Linked DNA regions of Homo sapiens: region 2 is linked to region 1. A link is a loop called in an ENCODE intact Hi-C map of the cell type or tissue named here. Cell type or tissue: A673. All regions are shown on one strand. Links, peaks and the distances in the headings refer to the core of each region. The heading gives the core; the rest is flanking DNA.

Region 1 (16,416 bases), core at 6,834-10,833:
AAGTTCTTCTGGGGCAATGACATGCATAGAGCTGTCACCTCCTATAATAACAATGCCTTCTTCTATAATACCTCCTAAGGACCTGCCTGATGCTGTTGTAAAGTTAACTCTTTTAATAAGTAGAAGTATACTCTAAAATAATGATAAAAATCAGCGCACAGTTGTTCACTCCAGCATCACCACAAACACCTGAATGAAGTGTTGCATTACACTCCTGCAGTGGCTACAACATCACTAGGCAATAGGAACCTTTTAGCTCTATTATAATGTTGTGGTACCACAATTGTATATGCAGTCAATTGTTGACTCAAACATTGTTATGTAGCACATGACTGTATATATTTATGCTAAACAAAGAAAGCCATTATAGGAGAATGAGAAAAGACCCAAGGTGGGATATTTGATCAATATAGGAAAAATGAGATCAAAGATAGTGTGGAGGATTTAGCTTTAGATAGGAAAAAGAACATCTCCTCCTCCAGTTGTGAAATAACTATGTCAGCACCTATGGATTCTAGCTTCATATACTGGAACCAATAAGCCCAGTACCTTAAATGTGACTTTAAACTTTCTTTGAGCCAAGTTACCTTCAGGATGTGATTGAGTCCCCAAAAAGATCCTGGTTCATAATTGATACATTACATAATGAAGCACATGTGAAACATAGACAGAACTTTGCTTCTATTTTCTTGAATTTGTCACTATTACTACTACTTCCAACAACTACTGTGTTGAGTTCCTGCACTGGTCAAGGAAAACATCTAAAGACTATATGTGAAACCTGAACAAACATATAAAAGTATCTGACCATATTTTCCCACATATATTAGATCTTAATTTTTGTGAATATTCTCCTGTCTCATACAATATACATTTTTATGTATTGTATTAAAAATGTAAATCAGAACTTGGAATATGCCTGGATATAGTATCTTAATCAACTTCCCTTGTCCCGAGATATGTCTACTTCTCCCTTGCTTAAAGGGGCTGCAACTATTCCCTGGCGTAAGAAAGGTGTTTCAAGAGAAAACACTTTTCCTCAAACGCCAATCCACATTCTTCATTATCTTGAGTTGTAACCACAATCAACCCTTTCTGTGCCTAACATGAATGGTTTTATGATTTAATCAACAGAGACATGAATGCAGCTGTGCTTAGGAGTATTTTAAATGGAAATACTAATTACAGGGCAGGACCCAAGAAGATTCTGAAGACAAAATTATTTGGTCATTCAGATGACTTGCATTCTCCACATATATTTTACTATCCATCCCCTAATAAACGCCTATTGTACTAGGAAAGAATCCCATAGCATGGACCATTTAATAGAATATAAATAAACCATCTCAGAGAAACTACACTGGCATTGGGCAATTTTCCAATTTTGTGCAAATGTAGGAAAATGTTGGATTGGTGCAAAAGGAGGAATTGCTTGATACCCAAGTCCTGGATCTGAAGCTATGGAAAACACTTAATCTTTGAATATCTGAGCAGTGAATGAATATCCTTAAGTTGTAAAAAGGATGGTTATATTGTTAGGATTTTAAAAATATATACTATTTTGTGAAAGATAGAAGGAAGGTTATATTTTAATACTGATCAGCCAAAGTGTAGACTGTATAAGAGACACTTTGTTTGTTTGCCGTTTTGAGTTATTTTTGTGGCTATTTTCAGCATCAGTGCATATTTTTGCTTTGGGAAATTCCTCACTGTATGCAGTATTGGTAGGAAACAATGCCTTACCCCCTCAGGAAAAGTCATTATGAGGGAATAATCCTACTTTTCTGTCACTAGTAGAAAGGGCATACGGACTCTAACTGATTGAAAGCTCATGTCTGGGACTTGAGATGCAAAGATAAAGGATGAGAAACTGGTACCTTTAGTAGAATGCTTTTAATAGAGCCTGGTTGCTGTATTTCTTGTTTATCTTCTAGAGCTGCCCTTGTTCCTGCCTATTTTATAGACCAGCTCTCCAATGTTCCTATTGACTTTATGAGCTTCCCTGTGGTCTTCCTGTACATTTACCCTTGCTTTTGTTTTTATTTAAGACAGCATGATTGACAACTTCTTTTCTCATTGTAAAGAAGTCTAAAGACTATCTCTTCATTTCTCCCATATTACTCAACTACCCTACTACCCCCATCTCTTCCCCTTATAGGGATACTTCTAAATGCTGAAGAATAAAAATCCTGACCTCTCCCCAAAAGCATAATATATTTAGAAAACAAACTAAAGTCATTAAATTATAAGCTGGGTTGCAATTACTTGGCCCACTCTTCTACTGATACTCTTTTTTTTCCCTTTATTTAGAAACACATGCCTTTGGTATGGAATATTCATTAGTTGTTGTGACAACAATTTTCACCTGTATAGAAAAGTCACGGATACTTATATATAGTTTTCATTCATTTCATTTAAAGGGATAATTTTTCATTGTACTTTCTCCTTTTAATTTTTTAAAAATTGACACATAGTAGATGTACATATTTTGGGGGTAAATATGATAATTTGATACATTCATATAATGTATAAAGGTCAAATCAGGATAATTGGATTATCCATCACCTTAAATATTTGTTTTTTGTTTATGCTAGGAACATTCAAATTATTCTTTTCCGGCTATTTTGAAATGTACCATAGATTAATGTTAACTATAGTCACCTGCTGATCTATTGAACACAAGGTCCTTTTACTTTTCTCTAACTGTATCTTTGTATTCATTATTGAACCTCTTTTCTTATCGCTCTCCTCCCTACCCTTCCTGGCCACTTGAAACCACTAATTAACTCTCTATCTTTATGAGATACACTTTTTTAACCCCCACATATGAGTGAGACCGTGCAATATTTGTCTTTTTGTGCTTGGTTTATTTCACTTAACATAATGACCCTCATTTTATCCATGACAAATGACAGGATTTCATTCTTTTTTATGGTGGAATAATATTCTATTGTGTCTATATATACTACACTTTCTTTATCCACCCATCTGTTAATGGGCATTTAGGTTGATTCCATATTTTGGCTATTGTAAAAAGTGCTGCAGTAAACATGGGAGTCCAGATATTTCTTCAGTATATTTATTTCCTTTCTTTTGAATATAGACTCAATGGTGGCATTCCTGGATCATATAGTAGTTGTAGTTTTTAGTTTTTTGAGGAACCTCCATACCATTCTCCATAGTGGCTGTACTAATTTACATTCCCACCAAAATTGTATGTGAGTTCCCTTTTCTCCACGTCCTTTCCAGCATTTGTTATTGCCTGCCTTTTGGATAAAGGCCACTATAAGATAGATAGATAGGTAGATAGATAGATGATAGATAGATAGATAGATAGATAGATAGATAGATAGATAGATAGATAGATGATAGATAGATAGATGATAGATAGATAGATGATAGATAGATAGATAGATAGATAGATAGATAGATAGATAGATAGATAGATAGATATCTTATACTAAATACTTATTATCTGTGGGGTGAAAACGTACCTCGTTGTAGTTTTGATTTATTTTTCTCTGATGATTAGTGATTTATATAGCTCAGATTTTCATCCCCTCCAAATCTCATCTTGGAATCTGACACCCCAAATGCTGGACGTGGGGCCTAATGGGAGGTGTTGTGTCATAGGGGCAGATCCCTCATGAATGGCTTGCTCTCTCTGTGGTAGTGAGTTCTCACTCTATTTGTTCATGCAAGAGGTGGTTGTTTAAAGGAGCCTGGCACTTCTTGCTCTCTCTCTTGCTCCCTGTCTCACCATGTGACAAGCCTGCTCCCCCTTCACCTTTTGCCATGAGTAAGAGCTTCTGAGGCCTCACCAGAAGCTGAGAAGATGCTGCTGTTATGCTTGTACAGCCGGCAAAACTGTGAGCCAATAAACTTCTATTTTAAAGATAAATTTCTCAGCCTTTAGGCATTCCTTTGTAGAAGCACAAAACAAACTAATACAATGACGTTGAATATTTTTTATATACCCGTTTGCCATTTGTCTGTCTACTTTAGAGAAAGGTCTGTTCATATCTTTTGCCCAATTAAAAATTTGATTATTTATTTATTTGCTACTGAGCTGTTTAGGCCCCTTATATATTTTGGCTATTAATCGCTTGTCAGATAGTTTGCAAATATTTTCTTCCATTTTATGTATTGCCTGTTTGTTGATTGTTTCCTTTGCTATGGAGAAGCTTTTTAGCTTGGTGTTATCCTATTTGTCTATTTTTGCTTTTGCCGCTTGTGCTTTTGAGGTCTTACCCAAAAACTCTGCCCAAACCAATGTCTTGAAGTGTTTCCCACTGGAAACTTCTCCTGGTAGTTTCATAGTTTCAGTCCCTTAGATTTAAGTTTTTAACCCATTTTGAATTAAAGTTTTATATGATTAAAAATAGGAGTCTAGTTTAATTATTCTGCATATGGTTATCCAATTTTCCCAGCACCATTTATTCAAGAGACTGTCCTTTCCCCATTGTATGTTCTTGCCACCTTTGTAGAAAATGAGTTAGCTGTAAATGTGTAGGTTTGTATCTGGGTTCTCTATTTGTTTCTGTTGGTCTATGTGTTTGTTTGTATGCCAGTATCATGCTGATTTGGTTATCATCGCTTTGCAGTATAATTTGAAATCAGGTAATGCGATGCCTCCAGCTTTGTTCTTTTTGTTCAAGACTGCTTTGGCTATTTTCAGTTCTTTCCTGGTACCATATAAATTTTAGGATTTTTTTATTTCTTTAAAGAATTTCATTGGTATTTTGATAGGGATTGCACTGAATCTGTAAATTGTTTTGGGTAGTATTGTCATATTAACAATATTAATTTTTTCCAATCCATGAGCATGGAATATCTTTTCTTTCTTTGTGTGTGTCCTCTTGAATTTTCTTCATCAGTGTTTTTATAGTTTTCTTTGTATAGATCTTTACTTTTGGGGTAAAGTATTTAGTATTCTTTGTAGCTATTGTAAATAGGATTGGTTTCTTGATTTCTTTTTCAGATTGTTCTCTGTTGACATATATGAATTCCACTGATTTTTCTATGTTGATTTTGTGTCCTGTAATTTTGCTGAGTTCAACTATCAGTTTTAACTGCTTTTTTTTTTTTTGGTGGAATCCTTAGGCTTTGCTAAATGTAAGACCATGTCATCTGCAAACAAGGCTAATTCAACTTCTTCCTTTCCAATTCGGATGTCTCCTCTCCCTCCCCTCCCCTCCCCTCCCCTCCCCTTCCCTGTTTTACCTAATTCCTTCCCTTCTTTCCTTCTTTTACCTAATTGCTCTGGCAAGGACTTCCAGTATTACGTCAAACAAAAATAATAAAAGTGAAGATCTTTGTCTTGTTTCAGATCTTAGAGAAATGGCTTTTATGTACCCCACTCAGTATGATATTGGCTATGAGTTTTTGCTATATGGACTGTATTATTTTGAAATATGTTCTCTTTGTACCCAGTTTGTTGATGGTTTTTTTTTTATCATAAAGGGATGTTTTATTCAATGCTTTTTTCAGCATCTATTGAAATGATCATATGGTTTTGTTGTTGCTTATGTTAATGTGATATATCACGTTTAATATTTTGCATATGTTGAATCATTCTTGCAACCCTGATATAAATCCCACTTGAGTATGGTGAGTGATCTTTTTAATGTGTTGAATTTGGTTTGCTAGTATTTTGTTGAGGCTTTTTGCATTTATTTTCATTAATTATACTGGTCTGTAATTTTCTTTTTTTGTTGTGTCCTTTTCTGGTTTTGATATCAGAGTAATTCTGGCTTCTTTGAGGAGTTTGAAAATATTCTATCCTCTTATTTTTTTTGGAAGCATGTAAGTAGAATTGGCATTAGTTCTTCTTTAAGTGTTTGGTAGACTCTACCAGTTTATTCCTCAGATCCTGGGCTTTCTTTGATGGGAGACTTTTTATTATGGCTTCTATTTCATTACTTGTTTTCAGTTTGTTTAGGTTTTCTAATTTTTCATCTTTCAATCTTGGTAGGTTGCATGTGTCCAGAAATTTATGCATTTTTTCTAGGTTTTCTAATTAGTTGGCATCTGGTGGTTCATATTAGTCCGTAATGATTCTTTTTATTCTGTGGTCTCAGTTGATATGTCTTCTTTTTTGTTTCTGATTGTATTTATTTGGCTTTTCTCTCTTTTTCTTAGTTTAGCTGAAAATATATTTTTAAAAACCCAGTTTAAAATTTTTTTTTGATCTTCTATTTTTTTTAGTCTTAGTTTTATTTATTTCTGCTTTGATCTTTATTATTTCTTTCCTTCTATTTTTGGGGGCTTGATTTTTTCTCACTTTTATAGTTCCTTGAGGTGCATTGTTAGGTTGTCTATTTAAAGTCTTTCTACTTTTGGTTATTCCTATAAAATTCGCTCAGTACTGCTTTTGCTGTATCCCATAGATTTTGATATGTTGTATTTCCATTGTCATTTGTTTCAAGATATTCCTAAATTTCCTTCTTAATTTATTCATTGACCCATTGCTTGCTCAAGGGCATGTTATTTAGTTTCCATGTGTTTGTTTTGTGTAGTTTCCAAGGCTCAAACCCTCTTGTTATTGATTTCTAGTTTTATTTTGTTGTGGTCACAAAAGATATTTAATATTATTTCTACTTTTTTTTAATTTGTTGAGATATTTTTTGCAGCCTAAACTGTAGCTTACCCAGGAGAATGTTCCATGTGCTGATGAAAAGAAACTCCAATGTTTCCTTTTTGATTTTCTGTCTGAATGATCTGTCCATTACTGAGAGTGGGGTGTTAACGTCTCCTACTATTATTGCATTACAGTCTATCTCTCTCTTTAGATTTATTAATGTTTACTTTATATACTTGAGTGCTCTGATGTTGAATGCATAGATATTTATAATTGTTATATCCTTTAGCTGAACTGACACCTTTATCAGTATATAGTGATCTTCTTTGTCTGGTTTTACAGTCTTTGACTTGTAGTCTATTTTATCTGATGTAAGTATAGCTACTTCTTCCCTTTTTTGGTCTCCATTTGTATAGAATAACTTTTTCCATACTCTCATTTCCAGTCTATGTGTGTCTTTATAGGTAACGTTCACTTCTCGTAGACAGCATATAGTAGGGTCTTGTTTCTTTATCCATTCAGCCACTCTATGTCTTTTAATTAGAGAATTTAGTCCATTTACATTCAGCATTATTACCGATTAAATAAGGAATTACTATAGGCATTTTGTTGATTTTTTTTTTTTACAGGTTGGTTTGTAACTCCTCTCTTCCTTTTCTCCTTTTTGTTGCCTTCTTTGGGATTAAATGATTTTCTCTGGAAGTATGTTTCAATTCATTGTGTTTTATTGTGTATGATCTATTATAGGTTTTTGCTTTATGATTACCATGAGGCTTACAAAAAAATCTTACAGACACATGAAGTTATTTTAAAGAGATGATAACATCTTAGATGGCAAAGAGAATAATGTAAACAAATGAAATTTTAAAAATCCTCTGCAAATTAACTTAATTCCTTTCACATTTGGCTTTTGTGTTGTCTTAACTTAGATATTTTTATATTGCCTATCTCTTGACAAGTAACTGTGCATATTATTGTTTTTTATAGATTTGTATTCTGGGCTTCATTATGAGCAGATTTTTATCACAATTACAGAATTAGACTATTCTGGGGTTGTCTGTGCACTTAATTTTACCAGTGGGTTTTATATCTTCAATTTTTTTTTTGTTGTTTGTTTGTTTGTTTTCATGCACATTAGTGTTTTCTTCTTTCAGATTTAAGAACTCCCTTCAGTATTTCTTATAAGATCAGAAGGGTGGTGATACATTCTCTCAGTTTTTATTTGTCTGGGAAAGACCATCTCTCTGTATTTGAAGGATAGCTTTGCTGGATTTTGCATTCTTGGATGACAGGTTTTTTTTTCTTTCTTTTTCTTTTTTTTTTTTTCCACACTTTTAAAACATCATCTCACTCTCTCCTGGCCTGTATAATTTCATCTGGGATGTCTGTTGCCAGATCAACTGGAAGGATTTTAAAAAATATGTTATTTGCTTCTTTTTATCTTGCTGCTATTAGAATATTAGAATCCTCTCCTTGTCATTGACCTTTGAGAGTTTGAGTATTACATGTCTTGGGGTAGTCTTACTTAGGTAGAATCTATTTGTTGTTCTCTGATCTTCCTGTACTTGGATATTTATATCTTTCTCCAGTTTTGAAAGTTTTTTGTTATTTTTTCTTTAAATAAGCTCTCTTAGCCTTTTTCTTGCTCACCTCCCTGTTGAACACCAACAATTCCTAGACTTGGTTTTCTGAGATACTTTTCTATATTTTGTATTTGATATTTGTTGCTTTTCATTCTTTTTCTTCTTTCTGCTCTGTGTATTTTCAATTAAATAGGCTGCCTTTGAGCTCACAAATTCTTTCCTCTCCTTTATCCATTTGGCTGTTGAGAGCTTGTAATAATTCTTTTTCAGTTCAGTAAATGTATTTATCAGTTCCAAGATTTCTATTTTATTTTTCAATTATTTCAGTCTCTTTGTTAAATTTCTCTGATAAATTTCTGAATTGGTTTTCTGTGTTATCTGGAAGATCACTGAGTTTCCTAAAAACTGCTAAGTTTACATTTTGCTTAGAGAGCTCACATATCTCCATCTTATTAATCTCCATCACTGGTTTCTTGCTTTGCCCATTTGGAAAGGTCATGATTCTCTGTTTGCTTTTGCTTCTTGCAAGTATATGTCTATGCCTTTGCATTGAAGTATTAGCTATCTATTCCTGTCTTCTCTGTGTTATTTTTGACTTTTCCTGGATATATTTGTTTAGAGTTTCTTTGTAATTTTAGAATTTCCTTTCTTTCTTTCCTGCTAGGTCATTACCTCATATTTGGCACTAGATGGTGGCATAAGCCCAGGTTTGCCTCAGATTTAGTACACAATCAGAGCACTCCCTGCCCTGAATGAGGGAGTTCTCAAAGGGGATATCCTGGTAGTGTGGAAAAGCTTCTAGGAGTTTGTGCCAAGTGGACCTTTGGAATGCACCTCCTATAGTGTGGTGCTATTGAACAGCCACTCTGATCGGATGTTTCCTTTACCCAAGTTATAGACCACCTTTTGTCTCTGACTGTCTTCTGGAGTATTTCTCACTTCAGGCACTGGTGATGTTTCCCATGGGTTGAGGCAATGAAAGGTCTCCTGGTATGGGAAACTGGTTGTCCACCTTGGTCTCACTTTTTCCATTGTAGAAACCGGGAGTTGAGGGAAATTTTTCTGTGTGCTTGGTGCAGGGCAGATTGTGGGGCCGGGCATCACTGGCATAGAAGTTCAGTTCTCTTACCATCTGCTTGGAGTTTTTCTTCACTTCTCTGTGGCTCCAGGAACTGTCTCATCCTCATATTTCAGTTCTGGGATACTGCTGGTGATAATCTCAGTGTTGTATATTTGGTTTTGGTTTTCTGTGGGGAGGAGTGAAGCCAGCTTGCTTTTATGCTGCCATTGTGGGACTGGAAGCTCCTCACATTGCACACTCTTCAATGTTTTGTTACCTCCATGTGACTGCTCTCTAAGGCTTTGTTCTGTCTTTTGCTTTCTAGCTTTTGCTCATCATGTTCTCCAGGCCACTTCCACAGAGTTCCTTCATTTCATTATTTCAACAATTACCTCCATGCTGTGTCTTAAGCTTATCTTTTCACGTGGTATATATTTCTGTTTCCATTTGGGCATTTTCCCATCACCTTTTATTCAAATGTCCAAATCTAAATATGAATTCAATCCCCACAAAATTCTATCTTCCTAACCAAAATTCTAATATGTGTTAGTTTCATCATTATCCTCCTTATGCTTTAGACTTCTTTGCTCATCACACACTTCACCTTAGACTATTTCATATATGTTCTCACCACTTTACACAAGATAGGACACTGAAGCCGATGACTGGTTCTATCTGCCTTTGACTCCGAATTCGTGTCTCTCCAATCCATCCTGTTTATTCAGTAAAACTCATTGTCCTTAACAGACACGTTCACACTGTTACTGCTCTGTGAAGCCCATAAAGTTATCAGATCCCTGCCTCAGAAGTCAGACCACCTCAACAAGACGTGGATGTCACTTACTAGTCTTTTACTTGTAATGAGGCTATTTCCTCATCTGTTAAACAAGAATGATGACAATGTTTTGTCTGCCCTTTGCAAATAAATGATGTGGGAATACTTGAAAGAAATGTCAAGAGCCACATTTATAAATTATTATTACCATACTGTCTTTTGGTAGCACAACATTAAGTTTACACTCTTCTTGCTTTTACTCTATATGTTTTTTCTGTGTTTCCTAGTCAACATTTCTTCACTACTTCTGATAAGGAACCTTTTAGGAGAAGCTTCTCACTGACTCAAAACTTATAATAAAGGTCATCTCACTCTTTCATTTTTATTGGTTTTTCCCTTTGTCTGAGTTATTATTCTCTTTTATATACACCTGCCAAGATATATTGTTATGTTCAGTTCAACCTTTATTTCCTACATGGACATTTTCCTATAGCATTACTCTAATACATTTCTTCCTTTTTAAAACTATTATTGCTAGTCTGTTGCAATACTTACTATAACAGGTAATTACTCTTTTGTTGTTATTATTATTATTCCAGTTTTCACTTTAGCAACTACCACACTTTGGCGAGTATGGTAGGTGCTTAATAGTAGTTTTGATTGACTGATATAAGTAGCAAGTATTATATAATATAGAAAATATAAATCCCTCTTTCACATATTTTATACCTAATTTTTTTGTTTGAGAGATGATGCAAAAATTGCATTACATTAACAAAACAAAAATTATTACATTATGAGTCTGAAATTGCTAGATATAGACATACCAATCTTTGTATTCAAGTGAATCACAAGGACATATCAGCCTAAATAATAAATTAGAAGTCTGCAATGTGCTTGTGCCACTTGACAATGAGTCCCATCGACATAAACTGATACCATGGACAGATTTCTTATTAATCATGCTTCACCGGGTCATTGGGTTAAACATTTAAATAATAGGCTAATAGGAGTCTTGCTGGCAATTTAATTCCTGCTTTCTAGGCTCTGTAAGACAGAGTCACTCCTCTCTTTCCCTGGAGGAGGGGAAGTCCATCAAAATGTCATTATTCTACATGTGTAACAGAGTAATTTCTCTTGGTTTCTATATAGGTAAATTTGCAGTTGGCAATTGGCGATGAAGTGTCACTGATTGATCCTCACAGACTCATTCCTTTCCCCTCCTTACAACAAAGATCCTGTTTTTAATCACCTTACTGTGTACTTCCTTTGCCTTATCCATTATGCAAGGAGGTCAGCTAGTAACACTCAATATGACTAATTAAAGAAAGAACTCCAAGGTAAAGTGCACAGAGGCACTTTGGTAATTGCTGTGATATCCATAAATAATAATGACAACTAATGAGACCCATAATAGCTTTGTAAACAGTAATTTGCCCACTCACAGGAAGTGAATAACAATTTACACTGAGTGAGGAGAGTCAACTCTCATGGGTCATTTGAGCATTTCTTTTTCTGCTCTCTGTAGCCAACTGTTTTTGGCATTTCAGGAATTTCTGGAGGGGGTCGACTTATAACCTCGCTCTAAATGATAGCACAGTGTTTCAATGCATGGAATGAATAGCATGTTCTTTGCGTGGGCTACTTTATTTTTAAAATATTTAGTTAGGCTAATTTGAAATATCTCTGGAGATGGTAAGAAGAGTGGCCATATTCAAATACAAAAGAAATTCAGAAAGTTGTTAGAGGTTACCTAATAAGAAAACTGAGGCCAAGTAAGGTGAAGAAATTTGTGCAAGAACTTAAAACTTCTTTGTGCCAGAGTAGGGACAAGAAGATAGAATCTCTGGACCTGCGCCAGTTATCTTCACAGAGCCGATCTCTGAGGGCTTTGAAAATCATGAGCAGGGGTGTGGCTTGAATTGTATTGTGAAGCCCCCTTGGTGATGTCATGCTACTGTCTAGTAGCTAAACTGACTACAAATAGCACACTGCTAAAGTAGAAACATAAAATCATACAGGTGAAACAAATAGCCAGAAGTACATCAAAGCAGGTAGCATAACGAAAGACCTGAGGATCACTTTCCAAATTCAGGTGGAAGCTTCTCACTCTGACTTAATAGCGAGGAAACAGACAAATACACTTAGGTTCTGGGTAGTACTTTGTTGCCTGGAAAATTGCTTTTCCGTCGGGACAGTTATATCTCTTGAATATCATTCTCCTTTTTAAGGATAAAAACACAATTCCTGAATGTGGCCTTATCTTTTCCTATATGCTCAGAGTAGCCATCTTCCTCCTATTCAGGAATTTGTATCTGCTTAGCTTTTTGGTTTTTTTTTTTTTGGTCTGGGAAAGTTGATCTCATTCTTCTTTTGCTAGTTAATACCTGTTAATCATTCAAATCTTAGATCAAGTGGCATTTCCTAGGGAATATCTTCCGTGATTTTGACAGGTAAAATCCATCCCTTTATTATAGACTCTGACAACATCGGGAATTTTTGCAGCAGCTGTCACAGTTGTAGTTGAGTACTTGTTGTCCAGTTTATTTGATAAATATGGATCTCCATCATTAGGCGTATTAGTCCATTTTCATGCTGCTGGTAAAGACATAACCGAGACTGGGAAGAAAAATAAGTTTAATGGACTTACAGTTCTACGTGGTTGGGGAGACCTCACAATCATGGCGAAAGGTGCAAGGCACATCTCACATCGTGGTAGACAAGGGGAGAGAGATTCTGCAGGGAAACTCCCATTTTTAAAACCATCAGATCGTGTGAGACTTATTCACTATCACAAGAACAGCAAGGGAAAGACCCCACCCCCATGATTCAATTACCTCCCACTGGGTCCCTCCCACAACACGTGGGAATTCAAGATGAGATTTGGGTGGATATATAGCCAAACCATATCATTAGGTTTCAAGTCCCATGAGACCAAGACACTCTCTGTTTTTACAAACTGTTTTATTACCCTTCCCTAGAATGTGCCTGACACATTGTAGGTACTTAGTTTGATTAAATAAATACATGTATGAAATGAAATAAAACAAGAATCATTTTAGAGAGAAAGAAAAACACTGCACTTTGCTTTGTGAGAAATGCTGGATAGACTGTCTAGACAGAGCCCATTTCTGCCTTACTCACTGCTGGATCTCCAGCACCTGGCTTTTTACAGGTTCACCTGACACCTGAGCTTGCAAGATATGTCTAGTTATTGAATGGTTAAATATTTCTATGTTAGGAGGTAAATGTGGCTGTTGACTAGAGTTAAAATTCTAAAAATGTTAGCAAGTATATTGGCCAGTGGGAAATTGATTAGTTTTGTGAGAGGTTTACTTATGAAATGATTCCATATACCACCAAGATTCCATATGTTGGTGGGAATGGATAAGCACCAGCTCAGCTTGTTTCAGAATTACAAACTTGAGTGAAGTTCCCACATTCTCTGCAAGTTCTAGTTTACATCTGAGGGAGAATTTTGTGAGTGAAGCTTAGGCAGTCCCATTTGAATTCTTTTACCCATTCTCATTTATTAAAACTTAAGGAAGCCTTCAACAAATGGTACTGGATCACCCAGATATTCACGTGCAAAAAAATGAAGTTAGACCACTTACCTTATGCCATGTTTGAAATTAACTCAAAATGGACCATAGACATGTATAAGAGCTAAAGCTATAAAACTCTTAGAACATAGAAGAGTACATCTTGGTGACTTTGGATTAGTCACCAAGAAACAATAGTTTCTTAAATATGACACCTAAAGCATAAGAAACAAAGGAAAAAAATAGATAAATTGTACCTCATTGATATTAAAATTTTTTGCTTCCAAGGAGAAAAGACAAGCCACATAATGGAAAAAAATCTTTGTAAATAACATATCTGATAAGGAATTTGTATCCAGAATAGATGAATTACCCTCACAATTCAACAACAAAAATGCAAATTATTCAATTAAAAATGGGTAAAGCCTCAACAAACTAGACACTTAAGGACCACACCTCAAAATAATAAGAGCCAGAGCCATCTATGACAAAACCCCTGCCAACCACATACTTGAACAAACAAAAGCTGGAACCATTCCCCTTGAGAACCAGAACAAGAGAAGGATGTCAACTCTCACCACTTTTATTCAACATAGTACTAGAAGCCCTAGCAACCAAAATCAGGTAAGAGAAAGAAATAAAAGTCATTCAAATATGAAAAGAAGTTGTTAAACTACCTCTTTTTGCTGACAAAGTGATTCTATACCCAGAAAACCTGAAATATTCTGCTGAAAGTCTCCTAGAACTAATAAATGACTTCAGTAAAGTTTCAGAATACAAAGTCAATACACAAAAATCAGTAGCATTTCTATACACCAATAACATTCTATCCAAGAACCAAATCAAGAATACTATCTCATTTACAAAAGTCACAAAAAATTAAATACCTAAGTCTACATCTAATCAAGGAGGTGAAAGATTAATTAAATACCTTGGTCTACATGTAACCAAGGAGGGAGAACTAAAAAACACCAATGAAAGAAATCAGAGACACACAAACAAATGGAAAAACATTCCATGCTTAAGGATTGGAAAAATTCATATTGTTAAAATATCTATTGTGTCCAAAACAGTCTAGAGATTTAATCCTATTCCTATCAAACTACCAATGACATTTTTTACAAAAGGAGAAAAAATGATTCTAAAAATTTGTATAGAATCAAACAGAGCCCAAATAGCCAAAGAAATAAGCAAACAAACAAAATAAGCAAACAAACAAAAAATAAAAGCAAACAAACAAAAACCCCCAAAAAACTGGAGCCATCACATTACCCAACTTCAACGTATACTACAAGGCTATGGCAGCCAAAACAGTGTGGTACTGGTGCTAAAACTGGCCCATGAATCAATTGAACCAAATTGAGAACTCAGAAAAAAAAAAGCCACATACCTACAACCATCTGATCTTCAACAAAGTTGGTAAAAACAAACAATGGTGAAAAGACACTTTATTCAATAAATAGTGCTTGGATAACTGGCTAGCCATATGACAAAGAATAAACTGGACCCCTACCTATCATCATACACAAAAATAAACTCAAGATCAATTAAAGAATTGAATGTAAGGCCTTAAACTATAAAAATCATAGAAAAAAGTGTAGGAAATACCCTTTTTGATATCAGCTTTGAGAAATAACTTATGGCTAAGTCCTCAAAAACAATTGCTACATAAACAAAAATTAACAAGTGGGACCTAATTAAACTTGAGGGCTGCACAGCAAACCAAACTATCTACAAGGTAAATAAACAACGTACAAAATGGGAGAAAATAAAAACTATGCATCTGATAATGGTCTAATATCCAGAATTTATAAAGAACTTAAAGAAATCAATAAGCAAAAAGCTCATTAAAAATGGGCAAAAGACATGGACACTTCTGATAAAAAGATACATGAATGGCCCAAAAACATATAAAAAATGCTCAGGATCTTTAATTATCAGAGAAATGCAAATCAAACCACAATGAGATACCAACTTACACCAGTCAAAATGGCTATTATTAAAAAGTCAAAAATCAAAAATAAAAACATACAAACAGGTGATGGTGAGGCTGAGGAGAAAAGGGGACACTTGTATACTCTGGGTGGGAATGTGAATTAGTCCAGCCACTGTGGAGAGCAGTTTAGAGATTTCTTTCTTTTTTTTTTTTTTGAGACGGAGTCTCACCCTGTCTCCCAGGCTGGAGTGCAGTGGCACGGTCTCGGCTCACTGCAACCTCCGCCTCCCAGGTTTTACGCCATTCTCCTGCCTCAGCCTCCAGAGTAGCTGGGACTATAGGCATACACCACCTATGCCCAGCTAATTTTTTTTGTATTTTTAGTAGAGATGGTGTTTCACCGTGTTAGCCAGGATGGTCTCGAACTCTTGACCTTGTGATCCGCCTGCCTCAGCCTCCCAAAGTGCTGGGATTACAGGCATGAGCCACCACGCCCGGTGGAGATTTCTGAAAGAACTAAGAGCTGGACTACCATTTGACCCAGCAATCCCATGATCAGGTATATACCCAAAATAAAACAAATTATTCTGCCAAAGGACAGATGTACCTGTATGCTCATTGTAGCACTATTCACAATAATAAAATCATGGAATCAATGCAGGTGCTTATCTTGGTGGATTAGATAAAGAAAATGTGGTACATACACACCATGCAATACTATGCAGCCATAAAGAAGAATAAAATCATGTTCTTTGCAGCAACATGGATGCAGCTGGAGGCCATTATCCTAAGTGAACTATTGTAGAAACAGAAAATCAAATACCACAAGTTCTCACTTATAAGTGGGAGCTAAACATCAGGTTTACGGACATAAAGATAGGAAGAATAGAAACTGGGGACTAGTAGAGGAGGAAGACAGGAAGACGGGCAAGTGCTGACA
Region 2 (16,416 bases), core at 6,088-10,087, 330 kb after region 1:
AAGACTGCTATTAACATGAGGCATCGGGAAACTGAGAATGATGAACAGGCCAAATAATGTCAGACTTGTATTAAATAGGATCACAGATAACTGTTTCCTGGATGTTGACACTATGGTTCTGTTAATGCATTCTAAGTTTGTATTAGCATTGTATTAGTGTCATCAAACTTTTGGTTCTTGTTAAATTTGAGGTAATTTTATAATTGGAGAAATTTTTTAAAAAAGAAACAGTCATCTCTTGTCATAAGGAGTGGTTCCTGGACCCCCTAACCCTCCAGGACCAAAATCCAGAGATACTGAAACCCCTGTATAAAATCGCATAGTATTTGCATGTAGCCTATACACATCCTCCTGTATACTCTAGCTCAATTCTAGATGACTTATGATACCTAATACGATGTGAATGATATGTACATAATTGTTATACTGTATTATTTAGAGAGTAATGACAGGAAAAAATGCCTGCACATGTTTAGTACAGAAACAATCATCTATGTTTTAAAATACTTTTCATTTTCAGTTAGTTGAATTCACAGATGGACCCATGGATACTAAGAATTACATCGATCTTCATTTCATTATGTTAGGTCCATCATTCCAGCCAACTGGGTGATGTTTTGGAATATTGGTTCTTACCGCCACCAATTTGGGAGAATGAGATATGGAGCCAGCTCCTCTGCTACGTAAGATTTAGTAATAGCACTGAGACCAGGCAGTGGCTCATGCCTATGATCCTAGCACTTTGTCAGGCTGAGGTAGGAGGATAGCTTGAGGCCAGGAAATCGAGGCCAGCGTGGGCAACATGACACCCCATCTTTACAAAAAATATGAATAATAAAATTATCTGGGTGAGGTGGTGTGCACCTATAGTCCCAGCTTCTTGAGAGGCTGATGTGGAAGGATTGCTTGAGCCCAGGAGTTTGAGGTTGTAGTATGCTATGATTGCTCCACTGCCTCCACCCTGGGTGCCAGACAGTGCAAGAGCCTATCTCTAAATAAAATTAAAGAAGGAAATAAATAGCATTGAATTTCAGTCTGTGAGAAAAAAATTTAAAAACCAGTAATTTGAGATAATTTACACACATAATACTTCTTAATACTTAGAAATATAAAGAATAGAAGTAAAGGTGAGACTTCTATTTTCTAAAACTGATTAGTTTTTTTACTTTCCAGAGAAAGTGACACTAAATAGTGTGCCATATCTTAAATTCTCCCAAACAACTTCACAGACCTGAGGAGGATAATCAATAGACAGAGACAAAATTCAGCTTGTCAGCTTGCACATTACAAGAAATTGCTACTCCTCATCACATTTTTCTACAAGATAAAATAATAATGTTACTCAATTTGACATCTATGTTTTATATGGATTTACTGAGTTTCTGCCTTATCAGAAAGGCATTTCCTGACCAGTCCTATCACTTTCACATACAGCTTTTAATGTGCCACCTTGACTTATCTTTATAGCACTCACAGGCACTACTGTGGGGTCTTTATTTATTTACTGTCAGTTTTCTACCATGAGAATATAAGCCTCCTGAGAGCTATTTTGTTCACCCTAGTAACTTGCATGGTGCCTGACACATATTAAAAATAATAGAAAATATTTATTTTCCTTATTTTTATGAACATTATTGAGCAAAAGTAAAAAAGCTATTTTTTTCTGTCTAAGGTGAAAAATATGTCCAGACAGATAGAGTAATTTAAGTATTGAATTGAGTTCAACCTCGATTGATCAATTTTAGCATTATTTCTATGGATATCAAGAAAATGTCCTGTTTCAAGGAAAGAAACTTCAAAAACTGTGTTATCAGGAACCATAATACTTTAGATAAGTTGGTAGTATAATTTATTGATTGTGTTTTATTTTACTTATTACAGTACAGGGAATCTCAATTGAATTGACATAACTATTAGTGAAAGATTGATTGAGAAACCAAATTTAAATTCTGATTCTAATTATTCACTTGCACTTTAGAGTAATGAATAGAATTAGGACTGTTATATGCATTCACAGGAGCATATGCATCTCTGCATCTGTTACCTTTCCTTGCATTAATCTTTAGTGATGTTATATTTATTTCTGATGTTTAAATGATTGTTATGTAGGCATGAAAGACTATTCAATACATCAAGAAGAAGAAGAACTCTTTTGAGGTGTCTGATGAACTATGACAAATTCTGTGGATCAGCAGTCTACAACTGAATTTCTGATTCAGGAATAGAATCAAGCCAAAGCATCTAAATGTGTGAAATCACTTTCCCTTCTCTCTTTTTCTTCCACTAGCATGGCAGTTGGCCTTTGGGTTGCTTATGAATGTTAATATCCTTAAACTACTAGATATAAAAATGATTTAGAGGATTTAAAATTTCTAAGGAAAAATTATTTATATTTATTATTATCATTTTATTTTTTACCACTAAGGTGCATCTGCTATATGGAAAAGATGTGACTGATATTAAAAAGGGAGTGTTGGAAAAAAAAGAATTCCACTTAAATAATTTAGTAAATTAAATGGAAATTTATAGGTGGAAGAACAGCCCATATGTTAAAGTCAACATCACTATTTCTCTGAAATAAATCTCCCACCCTATTTCACTTTTCCTTGATTGCTTATTGCAACTTAACCCACTCTTTCTCTTCATTTTCCCCACTTACTCTGTGTTCAAACCAGGTTATTAGATTAATAATTGCCACAATACTAAAGATGAGTGATTTGCTTTCCAATTACACAAGAGAGCATGTAAGCTGAAGTGGCAAAAATGAATGGAAATAAAGGAAGGAGGGAAAAAGGGAGGAAGAAAGGAAAAAAGACAAGAGGAAGGTAGGAAAGCAAGAAGGAAGAAGGAAGGAAAGAGGGAAAAGGGAAGGAAGGAAGGAAGAAAGGAAGGGAGGAAGGAAGGAAAAAGTGGTAAAATAAGAAGAGAAGAGAGAAAAGAATAAAGAAAAAGAATAGAAAAAGAGAGGAAGGGAAGGGAAATAAGAAAAATGAGTAAAAGAAAGAGAAGAAAGAAAGGAGCTAATGAAAAGAGATTAAGGAAGCATTTCTCCATTTACTTTTTACTTGAATATAGTGAACCTGGCCAAGCTAACTTTCAACTTCTGTGTAGTTATAGTTGACGATGCATTCCATTAAGGACTTTTTAAAAGGAGGCTAAATATTTGAAATAAATCACAACATAAGTTCAATTGATGGTGGAATTTGCAAAATAGAGAAATTCCTCTAATTTGGGAACAAATGAAGCATGTGGCCGCACATAAAACTCATGTGTTTATTAGCTTGCTAAAGTTGCTTTCTTCATTGAACTCTTCAAATACTTAAAGTAATAATTTCTAAACAGAGTACAAATTGGATTTAGTACAGAAGTCCCAATTCTATAATTCACTAGAGTCATCACTTTTGTTTCTCAACAAAAGTCTCGCTTCTGTTTTCTGAGTACAATATCAAATTATATTCTCAAGCATTCAGACATAGTTTTAACCCTTTTTTCTCAGATTTTTCAAAATTTCAACTAATTAAACATAACTATTTATTTAGTGTTAATGAAGTATATTATCTCTTTTAAAAGATATATCTAAAATAGCCTATGTATGTAAATGACCTCAAAGGGTCACCTGAAAACCATTATTTAGCCTGTCATGTGTAGTTTATTTTATTAAAACCTATTTCATGGCATGAATTTTCTGAATACTGATGAATATAGACAAACTATAACAATGCAAAGAAAATAAATACATTAAGTTATATCAGCAAACATGTTTACCTGTTGGAATGAAGAGTAATTTACTATTCACATTTCAAAAAAATATTTTTGCCTTGAAATGCCTGAGGCTATTGATGAGTTTGGAATTCATTTTCAGACTATTTTAGCTTTTGAGGAAATCTATTTTCAATTCAATATTATTTCTGAAAGAAATTTTAGATTTGTCACCTCTAGAAAGTGATAGTTTTCCTTAGAAAACTGAGATAAAGAAAGCTTGGAAATAGAACTATATCTATTAGAAATGCCTGTATATATGTGTACACATTCTGCATTGCAAATAACACCTCTAACTTCTTAAGCTTGCTGAAAATAACTTTTAAAAATAGGGCATTTAACACCCTGCATAACAGCATAGCTGAAAGTTTCCTGAAGTGTTAAAGAAAAGGCTGGCTAGATGTTTTATCATGATGGCTGAAGGCGGTAGCATTGTGTCTGACACCTGACCCATTTATCTCACTTCGTAAACTTCAAATAAATCAACAGACAACATGGTTTCTCTTTTTCCTAGTTATCTGGGGGTACGTAATGAGAGTTTACCTTATGTTTGCTGCCTACCTTCAGAAGATATATGCTACAACAGTATTTAGTGTGTGTATCTTTACTGTAAATTTTACTAGGCCAGGTATTTTAATAAAACTTTCACATTTCTTTGTTTTGGCATGTATCCATATGTGTCATTTCTGATCTCTCTGCCTCTCCAAGATCATGGTTAGATGATGCATCTCATCGTTATTTCTTTTTCTTTTCCTGAGAATAAACTGTATTTTATAGGAGTTTCTGGTAGGCTTATTTGCATTTTTTCAACAGAGCAACTTTTAATAAAGAAGAAACCTTTGTTAGTTTAAAATTTAATTCTACTTAGAAAATATATTTGTTCTTTAAATATCCCACAGTTTGTACTGGAGAAAAAAAATAACACTTCAGGTTAGACTCTAAACATAATGCATTATCAATGAATTTTAGCCCAGAAAGAATTAGCCTTCTGGGTGCACAGCTTCTCTGTCTTGGCTTCCAGCCAGGGCTGATATTCTAGCTTTATTTTATGTTTCCCCAGCTGCTTTCTAAATCTGGGAAGGCAGCACCAGCCAGAATCTTCTAGTTTGAACACAGTATGCTAAATGCTTCTCTCTTCTCCCTTAGTAATTGCTTGTAAATGATGCACACAAAGTTTGATCTTTGGATTTTATTTCCAAAGGCCCCCTTTCAACTCAAACAGAAAGTACAAGGGGATCATATGAACATTTAACCTACTGGGGACAACTGTTCTACTGGGTTGGAAACATTTATTTAGTACGTTTAAGAACTAATGTTAGTATTGAGATTGAATTATGTTTATTTTAAATCCAAGTATAGAATGCTTTTCTTTGGGAGAAGAAAGAATAGGTATAACAGTTTTTAATCTCAAATAAAAAATGAAAGATCCTTATTTTCCTGAGGTGAACATAAGCATGAGCATATGTTTCTATTTTGATTATCAATTATAGAAATTCCAAATTATGACTTAATATATTTATATATAAAAATAGTCCCCATATACTTCCTTTTGATGTTTAGGATAATATATTTAAAATTACACATTTCTTAAATAATAAGCCTATCTTGGAGAAAACAAAATGTAATTTACATATATTTGCATTTTTATTTATTATTTATATATTTGCATTAATCAATTTAAAAAATTCAAATTTTCAGGAGGTTTTACCTTCCTTTTATTTAAAAATAATGCCTGAGTTTCTAAATTGGATCTAAGGGTGATTTTCAAGTTATATTAGTAACTCATATATATTATAACTTTTTCAAAGGGTTTTTATGTATCAGTCTTAGTGGTGACCAGGTGCCATTCAGATAGAGTTAAAAGGCCCATTCTGCTTAGTATTCAATTTCTAAAAATCTTCCCAATTAGCTTATTATGAGATGTCTATCAATGTAAACATTGTTTAATATTGATCATCATAATGTATTGTCATACGATTTCTTATTTTTAAAAATGTCAACAATAGTAGGCTTAACTTCCCATTTATATATTGAGATAAATGTAAATGGCAATTATATTTTGCTTATTAATTAGTTTTTTATGAATTCCAGTTGAAAACTTAGACTGTTGTAGTCAGTGGACTTTATATTCTTTACATAAACTTGCTACTCACACACACACACACACGCACACACTCATGCACACAAATGACCAGCACAGAACCTATGTGACACTGGGATATAGCTAACTGGCATACTTTTAATAGAGTAGAATAAATTACTCTTTTGATATGAAAAAAAAAAAAAAACCTTTACATCGTTGTGGGAAAATTCATTGCTTCCTAGTTTTGGGGAAATTCAACCAATTACAATAACTTTCATCTTTATCAATTTCCTCTTGGGGCAGAAACCTCACAGGATTTTAACCATGTTGTTGGTGAGAAAGTGGAAAACTAAAATCATTCTGAGAGTTACAGAAACACATCAGTATCTTGGTATGCAATTTATGTTAAAGCATTTATGAAACTGTGCAAATGAAAAATATTCTGATAAAAGGCACCACGAAAACAAGCAAAGGTGAGTTTGAAAGAGACATGATAAAACATAAACTTAAAACTTTCTAAAGCTGTATGAGAACTCACAGTATAACTTATCATAATAAACAAAACATATAATCACTTAAAAAAACTATGACAGGAATTCTGTAGAATATAGTATTTTATTAATCAGGACAAATTCTAAGAAAAATAAGGTTTAATTTTCCTTATTTAGCTTTCTCAAAAAGAATATTGAAAAGAATGAGTAAAACCATATTCCAATAACATTTCTTGTTTTCCAACTTATTCTGTGCTTGAGGAAATTGGAGGTATACCATAAAGCTTTCTGTCCTCCTAGGAAACTATGCTTAGGGCATATGACATATATTGTTCTAAGAATTTATTTTTCTTTTCTAATAGGAGGTAGGAGGAAAGCACCTATTTCTTTATAAGCAATTTATGACTGTAACATACAATTTCACATGTCTGTGACAGCTGTTTCTCTAAAGCAGACCATTAGTACAGAGCATGCCTATAAATCTCAGGTCCAAAAAACAGGAGTTCCCATCTTCGGTAATTTGAATGCCATGTTTTCAGTAACACTTATTAGGGAAACATTTATAACCCTACAGTTAACTTTGGATGTTGAGTTTGTAAAATTGGTGCTTTTAATATGAAAAGGCTAAAGTTGTTATCAAATAAGATATTTCCTATGCAAATGTTCCGGCAACTGTTTAAATTTTATCAAGTTGTATCTCTTTTTTTTTATGTACGACTGTATTTTCTACTTACGTGCAAATATAACTTCTATAAAGCATGATGACAGGTAAGCACACACATGCGGAAAAGGGAGATTGAATTTGGTTTTAAGATATTATCTGCTTCTACATAAATCTTTCACAAATAAAACTTTATTGTGTCCGACTTGTTTACATAGCTAAGCAACGCATATTCATTTATGATACACACCTCGATTTCAGCAAATTAAGCAGTAACTTACCTAGAGAAGCATTTCAATATTTTGTCTTTTTCTAACTTGAATTTATCCCGTGTTAGAACATGAGATATCCAGTATTCAGGTTCACTTGGCTCCAGGTTAATTAGAAGGAGCTTTCAGTTCATGCAATCTGCCTCAACAATATTCCAAGAGCACTCTCTAGCTCCAGTCTTAGTGTCTGAACTCTTCCAGCAGAGTCCTTTTATTTATACACACATTGTCCTTTTCAAAACAAGCAGCCAGCTGGAATGATTCAAACCTCTGTTCAGCACACCGTTAAAATGCAGCTTCCTTCTTGGACACGAGAATTACACCAGGGAGCAGACCGAGTACAGCAAAAAGGCTATGAGAACTATTTAATCACCGGAATACCAGCTGCTCCTGCTCTGCTGTTGCTAGTGCTGCTGTGCCTCTTGTTTAGCTGTAGTCGGTCTTTCCCTCCCTCCCTCTCTCTCACATCTCCAGAACTATAAAGGCAGCTTTGCCGGATTATGATTGGCAGAAACAGCCAATTCCTTCAGCTAATCATCCTCAAGACTTTCAAGGACCTGGAGCTGTTGTGATGTCATCCAGTCAGTGGGATGTTACACATGAATACATTCCAACAGAAGCTAATTCAGCGATGGGCTGCATTCCGCTCACACCGCGGTGATTGATTAGATGCTCCTTGAAGATTTGCATAATCTTTCATTGTACAGTTCGACTATTTCCTATGAAATTTGAGGATAGAATTCCACTTTGCAGCTATGACACTGTTCCACGAGATTCTATTGGACAAAATAAGAAAAGTTCAAAGCAGGATTTTCTGCTGTAAATGTGTGCCAGTTAAACACAAAAATTACAAACTCAACAAAAGCCAACAATGAGCAATAGGAAACTCGGACAAGTATTAGTAAGCTACATAGTCCTGAAGTTAATAACAGCATTTTAGACCATGATAAATGTTAGAAGAAAAGAAAGAGTATGTGCGTGTGAATTTATTGTGTGCATTGTTTTAGTAATTAAGGTAAACTACTGGATTATTATGGAAAAGTTCTTTTCTATGTCTCTTTTCTTCTTTTTAACGTGGCAATATAAGTTGAAAATTACCTGCTCTTTGTTTTCTATTAATTCGTGTAAACACATAAAGATATTATCAAGTACTTTTATATACATTATGTAAAGTTCTTTAAACTTATTCATTAGGATATATGTAAAAGTAAAAGTAAAGTGCTTTCAGGTACTTCTCCTCATTCCAGACTACATGATTCCCTGGGCTTTTCTTGCTTTAGTACATCCCTTAGTTTCTACCATTTAATTTAGTGGAATAAGATAGGCTAATGAGAATTTGGTTCAACACCCCTAATAGGTTGCAGAACAGAACTACAAGCTTTTCTCAACTCCAAGTCCTCCTCAGGTATATGGGTGTCTTTGGTTGTACGTAGTAGTTCCACTTGAAATACTGGTGTGGTTTCAATGAAATCCTCTATAAGACTGGAAGGTAGGGGTAGGAGGGAGTCCTTCAAAACTCAGCATTTATTGATGATGTGGTCTTTCAGAAGAATAATTTTAATGCATCCAGGATTACTAGTATTATTATACTGCACAAGGTTTTGAGGGTTAGCAAGCCATAGACATATGCCATACAGAGAATAGGGAAAAAAAATCTAGCAAGTTAGAAAAAATATTTACCAGTTATTCATAAGCAATAAATAAAACCTAGTAACTCATAGGTCATGTATCAGTTAGTTTTTCAGGTGCACAGGCTAAAATATATTAAAGAAAAAATTTATATTTTAAAAATAATTAAAGCGTTCAGGTACTTCTTACTACCTTTTAAAACATTTGGAATGCAAAGATGCATTGAAGTCAAGTCAGAATTTTCAGAGTGATACACATCAAAATTCAAAATGGATAAATAAACTGCAGTTAAATATTTCAAAGATGTCATAATAAAATAATTATTACTAGAGTAGCATCATGGGAAACACTAACAGTTGATAAATAACATAAAATAGCATAAATTGTAAAAGCCAATTGAAGATTTTTCTGTTGTATGTAGTTTGGCTTACTAATAATGCCTTCTTCTTTATTCAAGTTGGGTAATTATTTTTAAGTCTTAACTTTAGAAAAATAATTTAAATGAAAAACTATTATAAATGCTCAACATCTTTATATTATTGACATAGTTCTATTTCACAACTCAAGAATGCCACTTTATCAGAGTATTTTCATTTATTGGAACTAAATGGCAACACAGTGATCTGAAGATAAAACCCATCACATTAAAACATGGAGCAGGGTTTATATCCTCGGCTCTAGTGATAAACTAGAGCTGATATCCATTGATGATTACAAGTGAAAAATGTTGATCAACTTCTTCTCTAGCATTAAACTATAAACAATGTTTTAAGCTGAAGAGGTAACTACTTTCACAGTGTAAAAATGCTATATAAAATATTAATAGAAGATATTCTTATTAAAGGTAAAATTCTTTTAAATATTTGTGAAACATGAACTTTGAAATTCAAAAAATCCAGAGATGAGTAATTAAAATTCAATTTAGGGAAAAAATACCCAACTTTACTCTCCCTGCCTCATTTTTCATTCAGAAATACACTAAGTACTGAAGGCAGAGGGTCCCACCATATACATATGTATAAATGAATGGAAACCCACCAAAAAGTGCTTTCTTTTCTATTCCTGGGGAAAACCAGAGAAATTCACAACACTCACACTAAAACAAAACAAAATAATCCTCAAAGTATTTTGAATATTTTTCTTATACTTTTCTTTGTATATTGTATTCGCAAATGACTAAAACAAACATATTTGTGAATTTGTAATCTTTTATCATTTTCTCATCTGTCATGTTGGGAAAATGAAATAAATGACCTTGGACATTTCTGGGAAGAAATGTAATACACAAGAGAGAAAAGAGGAAATAATTACTTGCTCAAAGTGTTTTAATTTTTTAAATCATTTAACTTGTGTTCCACAATTTACAGGGCTTGCACTTAAATATCAAAATGTAGCATCAAGTCAGCTCATTTTCAACAATACACGCAATGCAAAGCATTCACCCAATTGCTTATAGTTGACTTTTAAGAAGAAAGTGGATGCTTTTAAGTTTCTTTAAGCACTCTATAAAGTATAATATAATTGTTCTTTTATCTATTAAGATGTAGGTCCAGACTTATATTAAGACCTCAATGGATTTTTAAAAAATTGAATTGAACTTGTTGAACTAATAAACTTTTAGAGCTCCACATATTTTTATTCAGTTGCTCTCTTGACTCAGCAAAAGTTAAAGTAGTATTTGCCCACTACAAAACCTTTTCATTCAACTGAATTTATCTTTGAATTTACCTTTTAAATTTTCAGTGGCGTTTCCTTGGAAGTTCAAGAAATGTGTATGTGTTATATGCATTATTTGGAAATTTTAAAAGTGAAAAACATTGAAAACATTATATAATATACACTTATAACATATATCTAAGAACATAATATACTTTCAATTTAATTTATAAATACATATATACGCTTTGTTCTTTATAATACACACATATATCTTTGTATATACTTACTCAATAGAAGAAAAAAAGATGTTTATTTTAAAAGGAAGGTCTTTTTTTTGTTTGTATGTCAAGTCTTTATTACAGTGAAAATGAGAGGGTAGTAATATCTACTAATAAAAATCTTAGAAAACTTCAAAAAAACTCGGTAAATTTAACAATTTCAAAAATTTTCATCATTTTCTTTCTCATTTTGTTCTGCTAATTGTTACTAATGGTAAGTTTTAAATGCTTGCCTCTAAAATAAATAAAGGTTTGCACAGAAAATACTAAAACAAGATTCCAAGTACTTCATAATTTCTACTTTTTAAAAAATTATTCACATGCATATACAGGCTATAAACAGAAGATATTTAGATCTTTAAATGTACATTTTTATTCATTTCAAGTTTCATCTTTTTTGTTACTTTTAGAGCAAAAATAATTTTGAATGAGCACAACCAAATAAATTTATAGTTCTCACAATTTTGATTGAATGCGTTTAGTTTAATTTACAGTCTTCACTACTAAAACTTATAAATACAAGATTCTATTACCACACTACCACTTTCTGTCTATATCCTTTTCTTTTAATTTTATTTTTTAACATGAGCAACTATCCTGTTGTACCAACACGAAAGGCTATAACTCTTTTTTAAAAGAAAAAGCATGAATAAAAGAAACTTCTACGTTCAAAGTTTATGCCTTCAGGGAGCAGGGGAAGCCTCTAATTGGGCTGTGAGTGACTAATACAAAAACTTTTTATTAAGAGAAAAAAATCTTCTGCTAGCAATTGTTAGGATAAGAACTTATGTGAGAAAGAAGTTGCATAAAGTCACTTTTGCTTCAATGGTATCATAATACATGATAAAAAAATCGTAAGTGCCAAATAGCATTACGTGGATAACAAACACCCCAGTCACAGACTTAGATGTTATCTTATTACACATCTGGATCTCTTGTTAGCAAGTTATTAGAAAAAGGGAAAAAAATAGGAAGAGCAGGTTGGAAGAAAGAATCTTTTTGCCAGTATCACTCTAGTGCATTGTTGTAGCAAGAGAGAAATCAGCATGTTAATGCTTCAAATAAATCCTTTGAAGATGCAAAACTTGAAAGGCCAAGTGAGGGAACAAACAGACTAAACAGTCCAATTCCAGTTTGGCAGACAACTACTTAAAGGAACATGATTTTTAATAAATAGCAGTTGTTGGCCAAAACACCATTGCATCATAAGAAATTTTGTTGTCACTAAAATGTTAGCACTCAAGTGAGAGACCCAGGGTGAGGTGGGGGAGGACAGTAAAAATTAAATTTATGATTTTTCCATGGTCTGATCTTTGCTATGAGAATTTTCAGTTAGTTTCTCTTTTAGAGGGTACACAAAGGTGAGGAGAGTTCATAAAGCGCATTAATTGGGCCCCAACTCCAGCGGGAGTGTCTCATCAGAGTAGGATCTTTAAATACCTTATAGGGGTTGTATAAGTTTTATCTAGGATAGGTAGTTTCAGTTTGTTTCTTTCTTTGTTTCTCTTTTCTTTGGAATTTTCATTTGCCAAATTTTATTAGGGTTTGATGGTGATTTCCTTTTGACTTACGCCTTACAAGTCATTTTACATTCTCTAATTTGAAGTCCTAAATGTTCAAAGTGAGAAAGCTACTTGCAGACCAGAATCATAGCATCACAGTGATAAGTTTGATAAAATTCTTTTTGTCATATAGGATATTTTCTTTCATCTGTTACCAAATTTTTTGTATTTTAAATATCCCAATATCATTTGTTTTCCGCCTGCTCCAGTCCTTCAGGGAAAGACATCTCATTTATGAACTATTTGGCTAATGCTCTGATCAGCATGGGAAATCTTAATTTTTTACTAAGCCTTAGCAAATCAGTTTCTGTCCTGTTAGCTTCAGTGCCTCACTGTAAATTATCGTCACTCTGGGGTAATTCACTGGATGCTGTCACTCTTTCTCCTATTTGGTTTAAGCCGTGTGTGTGTGTGTGTGTGTGTGTGTTGGGGGACCATGTTGAGATGGTAAGTTGTGAGGAAGTGGTATAAGAACATGAGATGTTCTAAAGCAAGTCAACAATGGCTGAAAGTTTCCTTAAGCTTGAGAAGCAATACTTGTGAATTCTAAGTCATGCTGTATTCCAAGACCTGTAAACCCAGTGTTGCCCTCTGTAACCAGCTAGCAATGGGGTACACAGCATTATATTGCTATTGTTGCCTGATTTGTAGGCACACACATAATGCTAGCAATGAAGTCTTTATTCTTTGAGGACAGAGATAATCTCTTTTGTTTTTGTTTGTTTGTTTGAGGCTTATATCCTTAATACTTGGAGCAGTGCCATGGCATAGTTACTGACATTTAAAAAAATAAATTTATGAATGAATGAACGAATGATGGCAACCCAAAGCTAGAAAATAGGGAACCAGAAATTAACATTTCCCCTACAAATATATTTTCAATGAAACTGTTGCACCAGTTCTGTATGTCACAAATAGAAGCAACAATTCATTTCAAAAGGAAGATGCAAAGATACATTATAAAGCAATTTTCCCCATGGATAAGAAGACCCAGATTAGTTTTCCTTTTTAGAATCCATGTCATTTAATCTTCCTAATATTATTCATGAATAAAAATATTTTAGTAAAAATATTGTCATATATTTTAAAGAATTGAAAATATTTTATACATTACTGTAATTTGGTTTGCATTTATAGAATCAGAAGAATGGCACTGTAAATTCTAAATATTCCTTTATGTAAAATGATTTGTTTGTCTTCCATATTAAGTATAATTTTATTTTAGAACTTTAATTGGTGTTTCCCTTTTCTGAAAAGGAATTATCATAAATGAGATGATATGAAGTAAATGAAAATATAGTACTCCGAAAACAGAGATATTTTACAAAAGAAAACCAAACAAATAATTAAATATAATGTAAAATAAATAAAGTAAAATGAATTCTGATACTCTAAACCTACTATATAATAAAACAATGATGAATTTTTTTGTCAGCTCAGCTGTTTATACCTGTTAGAGGGTGGGAAAGAGCAAAGTAATTAAATTAAGAGGAAAGAAAAATCATGTGATGAACACAGGAGTGTATGAAAGAATATACTTATCACCCTGCTAAAATATTCAATATTTTACAATATTCCCATAGAGGGCAATATTGTATAAAAGATGGTGAATGAAGACTCTGCCAATTCATCTCTGTTGATATGCTTTAAAGAAAACTGCTGTTACCATAAATTTGGAGCTCCACTTCCCCTCAAACTCTAATATATAAACTGATGCACACAAAAACATAACACAGAGTCTCATCAAAGGCAAAGAAAATTAATTTGGTATCACTTACTGGTAGATTACTTGAGTGAATAGCCTCCAGTTTCACCTTTAATTTGATTTAATCACTGCATCTCAGATCTCAGATAGCAGATTGAATTCTCCTATATAACTTACATCTATAATACACACATGTACATATATATACACAATACCATTTAGTTTATTTGAAATATTAATAAGGTAGTGCCTTCTTCAGTGCCTGGAAAGTAAAGGTAAACTACAGGTAACATATAAAGTGCGGCAAATTTTGTAAAATCGAAGTCTTATCAATGATTCAAATATAACTCTAAGGATCTAACCATAGAATAGGGCTGGGCCATGGAGAATGCAAAATTATACTTAGCTATATCTCTCAAATTTATTTCTATTATAAAATCATCTTGCACTCATCTACCTTCCTTATTTAAATATACTCCTTTACCTTCCCCTCTTGTAACTCAAAAATAGATTGCTTCACTGTAAAACCCTTCCTCTCAAAGATGTTAAGTATATTAGAACTTGAAACATTTGCTCTTGAATGACCTTTGTAATAACTGCTAATTTGCATTTAGCATATACTGAAAGAAAAGACATTGTGCATTCTGTAGTATCATTAAAACATACTATTATCTTAAACATTCAATTATCTACAGATTTTAATACACATAGTGATATGGAATACATGGAATTATGAAGCATACTATAACATTCTACCTGTCTGCTATGCCACAGATGCAATTCTACCTTCAGAGAGATGAGTCTCCTCAGTTCCCTCGTTATGAGATGTCCTATACAAGATCATTATGATTATATCCTATAAAAATTATTTTAAGGCTAATGTAAATAAATGAAAATTAATACGACTATAAGCCAGATTTAGTCATAAGAAATATAAATCTAGTCCTTTTATTTAGGACATCCAATTTGTACCTGAATATTAAATCAAACTAGAGTAAACTGTTTAGTTCAAATTAAATTATGTGAATCTTTAAAATAACGTTAATTACTTGTCAAGTACAACTTCTCAAGTCTAAATAATTAATATTCTTTAATCTGCCAAAGTAACTATGGTAATCAAGCAATTCTTGTGTGTGTTTGCAGTTAAACAAGAGGTACATTTAGAACAATCTGGTTTCTTGAAATCCCTATCTCAAATTTCCAGATTACTTTGAAAGGAGTTATTCCTCCAGCATAAAGCACTATTTGGCCTGACCCTTCATGACCACTGTTAGGATGATTAAGGGAAAAAGGCTATTTGTTGAACCTGATACTCTGAGTCACAGTTGATAGTAGAGGTTTGTTCCAATTTACTTGCTTTCATAATACATTCAATACTAACATTATGTAATCTTCAACTCATTTTTAAAATCTTCAGAGTTTTCAAAAGATGTTCTCATAGATTATTTGATTTGAGGGTCACAATGATCCTATTATTAGTTATTGTGGTATTATATCTGCATTGTATAGGTTAGAACACTGAGACACAAGTAGCAAACCTGGGATCAGCAACAGGACTCACTAATCCTTAGCCCTGTGGTCTTTCCACTATACCAAACAGTCGTCTGAATGAACGTCCCTGGAGAATGCCCCTTTTCATTACTCTGTAAGCAGAGTGGCCTTTCAGGTGGCCATTCAAAACCCTGTGCTTTATAATCCACTTGGTAATATATAGATAAAACAAGAGTTATGCTTTTAACCTTTCTATATGGCAAGTTACCAATAATTTGGTAGCATTGAAATTCTGATATCTTCTCCATGAATATGTTTTATACAAATGCTTATCTATACCAAGATCTGTTCTAAAGAATAGTAGAGAAGGAAAGATTTAATTAGGCTTTAGAAATACTAGGCAGCACAGGGAATCATAGTTCATAGTCATTGGCATATGCTAAGGGGAGAATTAAAATGAGGGAAACTTGTGAGATTTTATTTTCTGTTCATTTTTATTTAAATTATACAATTTCTTTTTCTGGTTTGAAGAAAGAGGTGGATCAGAGAATTTCTCAGACCGGTGCTAAGATATCACAATCTAGATCACTGGTTGTGAAATTTTTGTGACCCACAACACAGAGACACTAAACAAGAATTTCAGAAAACAATTCTTACTTCTTAGTTGACTGTGTGCAGTGCATTTGATTTTCTTTTTTGTTCCATTCCATTCCATTCTATAAACATTTTGAAATGCTGACCTAAATCTACTAATGTAAATGCATATAAAGAGTCATGAACTGAATTTTAAAAAATGAATCTAGATTCATTATGTATTTATACAGTACTG

The links. Hi-C counts contacts between places; a loop is a spot of excess contacts. Peaks named below come from ENCODE experiments on the same cell type or tissue, not always from the same donor. Only the 100,000 strongest peaks of a DNase experiment are listed, where the experiment ranks them.
Region 2: it touches region 1 in a loop (5-fold over the local background); 4 of 110 quality-filtered maps call a loop at or near these places.

What each region holds. Positions count from the first base shown.
Region 1 is chr4:114,771,533-114,787,948 of GRCh38, forward strand. No RefSeq gene overlaps it. Among named protein-coding and RNA genes, the nearest start is that of MIR577, 120 kb to the left of the region's middle. In A673, for the core only: a CTCF peak has its summit at 8,848 (motif pointing right); a DNase peak (open chromatin) is centred at 8,899.
Region 2 is chr4:115,106,169-115,122,584 of GRCh38, forward strand. It overlaps NDST4 (N-deacetylase and N-sulfotransferase 4), which reads right to left and starts at 7,452. Exons shown (of 14, transcript NM_022569.3): 1 at 7,276-7,452. In A673, for the core only: no CTCF peak of the experiment used is centred there; a DNase peak (open chromatin) is centred at 7,853; H3K4me3 peaks cover 2,954 bases; H3K27ac peaks cover 3,535 bases.